Linked DNA regions of Homo sapiens: region 1 is linked to region 2. Evidence: chromatin contacts called from ENCODE Hi-C or POLR2A ChIA-PET data. All regions are on one chromosome and are shown on one strand. Each heading gives the region's core, a stretch centred on a gene start or an enhancer-like site at or near the end of the contact. The rest is flanking DNA. Distances are from core to core; before and after follow the strand shown. Region 1 overlaps LOC125312414 (a long non-coding RNA gene). Region 2 has its middle 12 kb from the start of MIR557.

Region 1 (2,700 bases), core at 89-2,588, 36 kb after region 2:
CTGCTTGAAGGAGGAAGGTGTGTTGGAAATGGTACCAACAGGGCTATCCTGATAAGTGGAGGGGTGTGGCAAACCGAGAGACAATATGGAGTGGTGGCTTTTAGCCACCTGAGGTTGAATCCTGATGCTACCACTTACGGCATGCACATCAGGATCATGTTATTTAACCTCTCTTAGTCTCAGTTTCATCATCTGTATAATGGGAATTATCAAATATTTACTACCTGGGTTGCTGTGAAAATGAAATGAGAAAATACATGTAACGTGCTTGCCATGTTGTAAGCCCTTAGTGAATATTAGCAACATATAAATAGACATAACAGCTCTTCTAGTTTTGTGCTATGGGCTGATTTCATGTATATGACACTTGTTTTTTTTTTTTTTTTACACAAGACCTTTCCCAAGTTCTTTGTGCCCTACATAGGGGAGGTAAAATGAGGGAAATCACAAAAATTGTGACAATTTCTAGATTAGACATAGTGTAGGTGTTGTCATGTCTGCAGTGTAGAAGTCACCTTGGAAAGAGTTTGCTCATATTTCTTAAACATTTTTTAGGGTTGTCTTAGAGATGATCCAAGAACATTTTCTTTCATTCATTCAACAAACTTTTACTGAGCACTCAGTGTGCGTAGGATGAGCTAGGCTAGGAGATAAGGATGCAGTGGTGAGTAGGATAAATAAAATTCCTCTGCTAAAGAAGCATATGCTCTAGTAGGGAAGACACAAAAAAGTGTATATTTAGCATGTAGTATGTAGCAACTAGAGCTAGGAGGAAAAGTAAGATAGGGGAAAGGGACAGCATTGTCTTTGGGAGGACCCAGGGTGGAGACAGTAGCCACTCTCCCCTGTTCAGAACCCAGGAGCACAGAGTGCAGGTCACAGCTCAAAGGGCATTGTATTTGGCTGTCCAATGTGGCTGTTCTTTTTTTTTTTTTTTTTAATACAAGCATCCATTTTTGTTTTAAGACATGAAATGAGGGAATGACCACATATCCTCTCTGTCTCTAATTGGAGACAGTGAGTTTGGGCAGTTAAGATCCTGGGATCATAACCAGGATAAGGCAGAGGTGACGATCTCCTCCTGCCTGGACCCCTGTCCTGGCCCATCACTACCCATAGGGTAGGGGTGTGTGTGTGTGTGTGTGTGTGTGTGTGTGTGTGTGTGTGGTCTGAGTGGGATGGGAAGGTGGATGGCTTGGTATACATAAGGTCTTTTTCAGAACACTTGAAATGCAGACCTTGTCTGATAATACTTCTGTGACTCGGGTATATTATCTTCACAGCTCACAGTTTCATGGGACATTTGTGCAGATGAAATTGATCAGCAGCAGGAGGAAAATAGTCGTTGCCTAGGCAACCAGTGGATGACTCATCCAGGCTTTGAAGCAGCCAAAGCCATGAGACTGCAGTAATTTTCCAGATGCTTAACTCGCCTTCCTCTTTCTCTTCTCTTTCGTTGTTTCCCACTCTCCATCCTTCATTTCTTTCTCCACACCCACTTCCCTGGATGCTGCTCACTAGATCCTGAGCTCTCTGGAGCAGGTATTGAGACCTTATCCCACCACTGCATATGTGGCTTGATCTGCTGCTGCTCCTCATTCTAGCAACCAGGGGATGGATGGCCAGGCTGCAAAAGTCTTATTGCTACAGAGCTCCAAGATGCTGCTTGTTGCCTTTAATCATAAAAAGTTTAAGTGAGTGTAGCACCTTTTCTCCTAATTGAATCTAACCTAAGCTTATCTGTTTGTCTTAGAGATCTGCAGAGCATTTCTTTGAGGAGAGGCAGTTAAACCTTGGGCTTCCCCAAGCAAAGTTGTGGAAATGATATTTAAAGGTGACAAAGCCCCTTTTGACAGCAGCTCTCTCTGCTGGGTCTTCTCATCCTCTTGGCTCACCTTTCCTCACTCATAGTCTGGGGTCTGATTTTCCAGGCTCTTCTTAATTATCCACCATATTCCCCTCTAAAAAGCAAAGTGATAGACGTTTAAACCATTCCCCTTTCCAAAGGCATTTTCATTTTAACAAAGAGCTTTCAAAGGCAAAGTATTTCAAGACCCCAAAGAAAAAAAAAATCTTTAATTAGCTTTTCAAATACAGATTTAGGCAGAGGGGCTTTGGTGGTGGTCTGTGCCTGGTAAAAAGGTTTTCCCCTGCACATCGTATGTGCAGTACCTTCTTTGCTGCTGATACTGACTTTAAAGACATTCATATTGGATACTTGTTGGTGCCTCAATTTTGTATCCCACCCCACCCCCCATACATGTGTATTCCATTCATATGTGTACACACACACACACCCTTGAGCAGCAGGAGCAACTGATGGGGAAAAAACAAACCCCAAGTGATAAACTTTAGTTCACTCGCTTTTACTAATTGGATGTATGTCAAGCATCTATTCAATGCAGAACATGGTGGCCATCATTGGGACTGGGATGTCTCAAAATGGCTTACAGTCAGAACAGATTAAAGGCAAGCAGACACACACTTCTGTGGGAATGAGTAATACAGTTTGGGGAGAGGGTGCTGCTTATGACTGCCTCTCAGAGTTTGCCCTCTGGGTCCCTTTACTGTTCTTGGTCTTAATTAATTCAGTTGGCTCAGGCCCATGAGAGCTTCCTCACTGGTGCTCCACCTGTCCCACCACAGTGTCACTCCACCTTGAGGTGACCTGCCTGCACAACCACCAGAGTCACAGACAGA
Region 2 (2,700 bases), core at 97-2,596:
TCTCCCTACTGTGTTTTTCTTCATAGCACATGTTAGCACTAAATAACTCTGTGTACTTATTTTTAGGCAGCTTTTGAGAAGCAGTATAAGTTGGTGTATGATGCTAGGCTGTGGAGTCTGACTGCCTGGGTTCAAAGCCTAGTCCTGTTTCTTTCCTGTAACTTTAGGTACGTGTGTTAACCTCTCTGAACTCTATTTCCTCCTCTATGAAACAGGGGATAAGATAATAATTGTATCTACTTTGTAGGGTAGTGCAAGCACTAAATAAATTAATTCTTGCAAAGGACTTAGAAGAATTCCTCCCTAAGTACTCAGTAACCATAACTCAGGTGTTGACGAAGGGGCTGGTGGGTCCTTGATTGGGAGTGAGGTACAGTTTATCTCTGCTTTGGTTGGGATGTTGGACTGTCAAGATGCTCTGTAGTTTCTGAAGAGGGAAATGATCTTATAAAGTGACCAAGGTCATCACTGGGCAAGAAGTGCAACTGAGGAACTATTGAGTCCACTGACCTTATAAGGTGCCAGGTCAGACTCTTCTGGGTTTAAATAACAGAAATAGAATCTGGGGCTTGCAACTCCTTGGGAAGCTGAACAATCAGGCATGACAAGCATGCAGGAATTGTTACAGTAAGTAGCTAGTCAGGTGTGAGCAGGGCAGGAGGTGGATCTGCCTAATAATGTGGGGCAACCATCAGGTGATGATCAGGTGGTTTTCAACTGTCTCTCTAAAATAATAATTGGTCACAGCCAGTGCCAGGGAAAGGCAGTCTCCCTATAGATAGAAAAAACCTGAAACTGGTGATCAGTAGCTTCCTGATAAAATTTCAGGAGTTGGGCGAGTGAGCTCAAGCATGTGCATTAAGAGGCAAAATGGTGGAGTTTAACTTGTATATGACCTTCTGTGGGCATTGCACCGGAATGGGAAGAACGCCTCAAGTGAGCATGTGTAAAGACACTGACGTTCCCCTCCCAAGCACTAGCAGGCCATTACACATGCAGAAAACCCACCCCAAAGGAAGAAGCAGGGAGAAGGGATGCAAGACCCCAGAAGTATGCCAACATATAAAACTCCAAGCCAAAACATCAAATCCCACACTTGTCCTCCAAGACACTCGCTTAGCCCTCTTCCAAGTGTACTTTACTTTCTTTTCATTCCTGCTCTAAAGCTTTTTAATTAACTCTCACTCATGCTCTAAAATTTGCCTCAGTTTCTTCTTCTGCCTTATGTCCCTCAGTCAATTTTTTTCTTCTGAGGAGGCAAGAATTGAGGTTGCTTCAGACTTGTACACATTCGCTGCCGGTAACTCAGATACCCATCACTGAAAACAGAACCGGGTTGGCTCCTGTGGGTCATGAGGCAGGAAACCAAGGTGCTTTTTTTCATAACTCATAGCTTCATTGGACGACTACTCTCTAAGTCACTAGGTTGACTTATGGCTGAAAGAAATCTGTATCTGGCACCATCTGGTGTTTGAAGGAAAGGAAGTGCTGCTGTCAGCATTTGTTCCAACACTTCACCTTATCATGACACTAAGAAAACCTCAAGCTGGCAATGACATCCAAAGGGGTAGAAGCAGTTTTCTAAATGGTACTGGTATCCCTACTGGCATCTCTGGAAGAAAGAGTTCAGTTGGCTCCTGTAGTATGTAGGAGGCAGACTCTCTCTTACCAAGATTCACAAAAATGAGAAATTCTTCCAAATAGAATGTGGGTTTCTGTTATGGTTTGAATACGTCGCTTTCAAAATTCAAGTGGTGCCAATATGACAGTATTAGGCGATGGGAGCCTTTCAGAGGTGATTAGGCCATAAGGGCTCCTCTGTCATTCATGGGATCAAGGCACTTATTAAAGAGGCTTCTGCCAGCATTCAGTTGGCTTGCTAACCTGCTCTTCGGCTCTCTCTTGCCCTCCCACCTTCTGCCATGTGAGGTTGCAGCAAGAAGGTCCTCACCAGACCAAATACCAGGATTTTGATCTTGGACTTTCCAGTCTCCAGAACTGTGAGAAAATAAATTTCTGTTCTTTATAAATTACCAAGTCTCAGGTATTTAGTTTTAGCAGCACAAATGGACTAAGACAGTTAGTTGCTGGCCAGCTGGACAGTGTGGCAGAAGTCCCCTGTGTACTGCCCCACTTCCCCACCACATGAATGCTCATATTCCCATTGAGCTCCAGGTGTTGGGAGGACAGGCTTGCCCTGCAGATCTGGCTCATACTGTGGATTTGCGCTCAGTCCCCATTCAGCAGCTTCTCTTTTTGCTAGTTCTTCAACTCCCAGTTATGCTGGTTGGTGATATGTAATGTGTCACTTTGCTGGCACGAGATTATTTAGTTTTCATGGTAGCCTTAATAATCTTGTGACACCAATTACTGTTCTATAATGGTAAGAAAAATAATGGCTACCATGTTAAAAAATGTATCAGATACCAAGCATGGTACCTGGCTGTTTACATGTGATATTTCTTTTAATCTTCATTTCCTTGAGGAAGATATAATTTTTTCCATTTTGTAAGTGAGGAAACGGAGGTCAGTAATCATTAAGTAACTTTCCCAAGGTCCCAGAGCAAGGAAGAGTAGGAGCTTGGATTTCTAAGCCTTTGTCTGACTCCAGAGCCTGAGCTCTAAACACTGTACTATATTCTCCCATCATGCAGATGGGAAAAAGAAAGGTGAATTTCACCATTACCTTTGTAAAATGCC

The links. A loop is a pair of places that touch in the nucleus more often than their neighbours do. ChIA-PET counts read pairs that join two places held with the same protein, here RNA polymerase II (POLR2A). Pooled maps may share reads with other maps.
Region 1: a loop to region 2 is called in a pooled map, with 4 times the contacts of the local background. The contact joins two enhancer-like sites. A Hi-C loop is called at or near these places in 5 of 168 maps with a recorded cell type or tissue (CD8-positive, alpha-beta T cell, PC-3, naive thymus-derived CD4-positive, alpha-beta T cell and 2 more) and 9 of 50 pooled maps. POLR2A ChIA-PET finds 5 or more read pairs at or near these places in 5 of 52 experiments (CD4-positive, alpha-beta memory T cell, H1, OCI-LY7 and 2 more).

The regions. Positions count from the first base shown.
Region 1 is chr1:168,397,838-168,400,537 of GRCh38, forward strand. It overlaps LOC125312414 (a long non-coding RNA gene), which reads right to left. Exons shown (of 8, transcript NR_176090.1): 8 at 2,354-2,700. It overlaps LOC100505918 (a long non-coding RNA gene), which reads right to left. Exons shown (of 5, transcript NR_176059.1): 5 at 2,354-2,700. Among named protein-coding and RNA genes, the nearest start is that of MIR557, 24 kb to the left of the region's middle. Within about 2 kb of position 1,339, at least 4 of the 41 ENCODE cell types and tissues checked have a DNase peak (open chromatin) inside an H3K27ac peak, as active enhancers do.
Region 2 is chr1:168,361,770-168,364,469 of GRCh38, forward strand. No RefSeq gene overlaps it. Among named protein-coding and RNA genes, the nearest start is that of MIR557, 12 kb to the right of the region's middle. Within about 2 kb of position 1,347, at least 2 of the 41 ENCODE cell types and tissues checked have a DNase peak (open chromatin) inside an H3K27ac peak, as active enhancers do.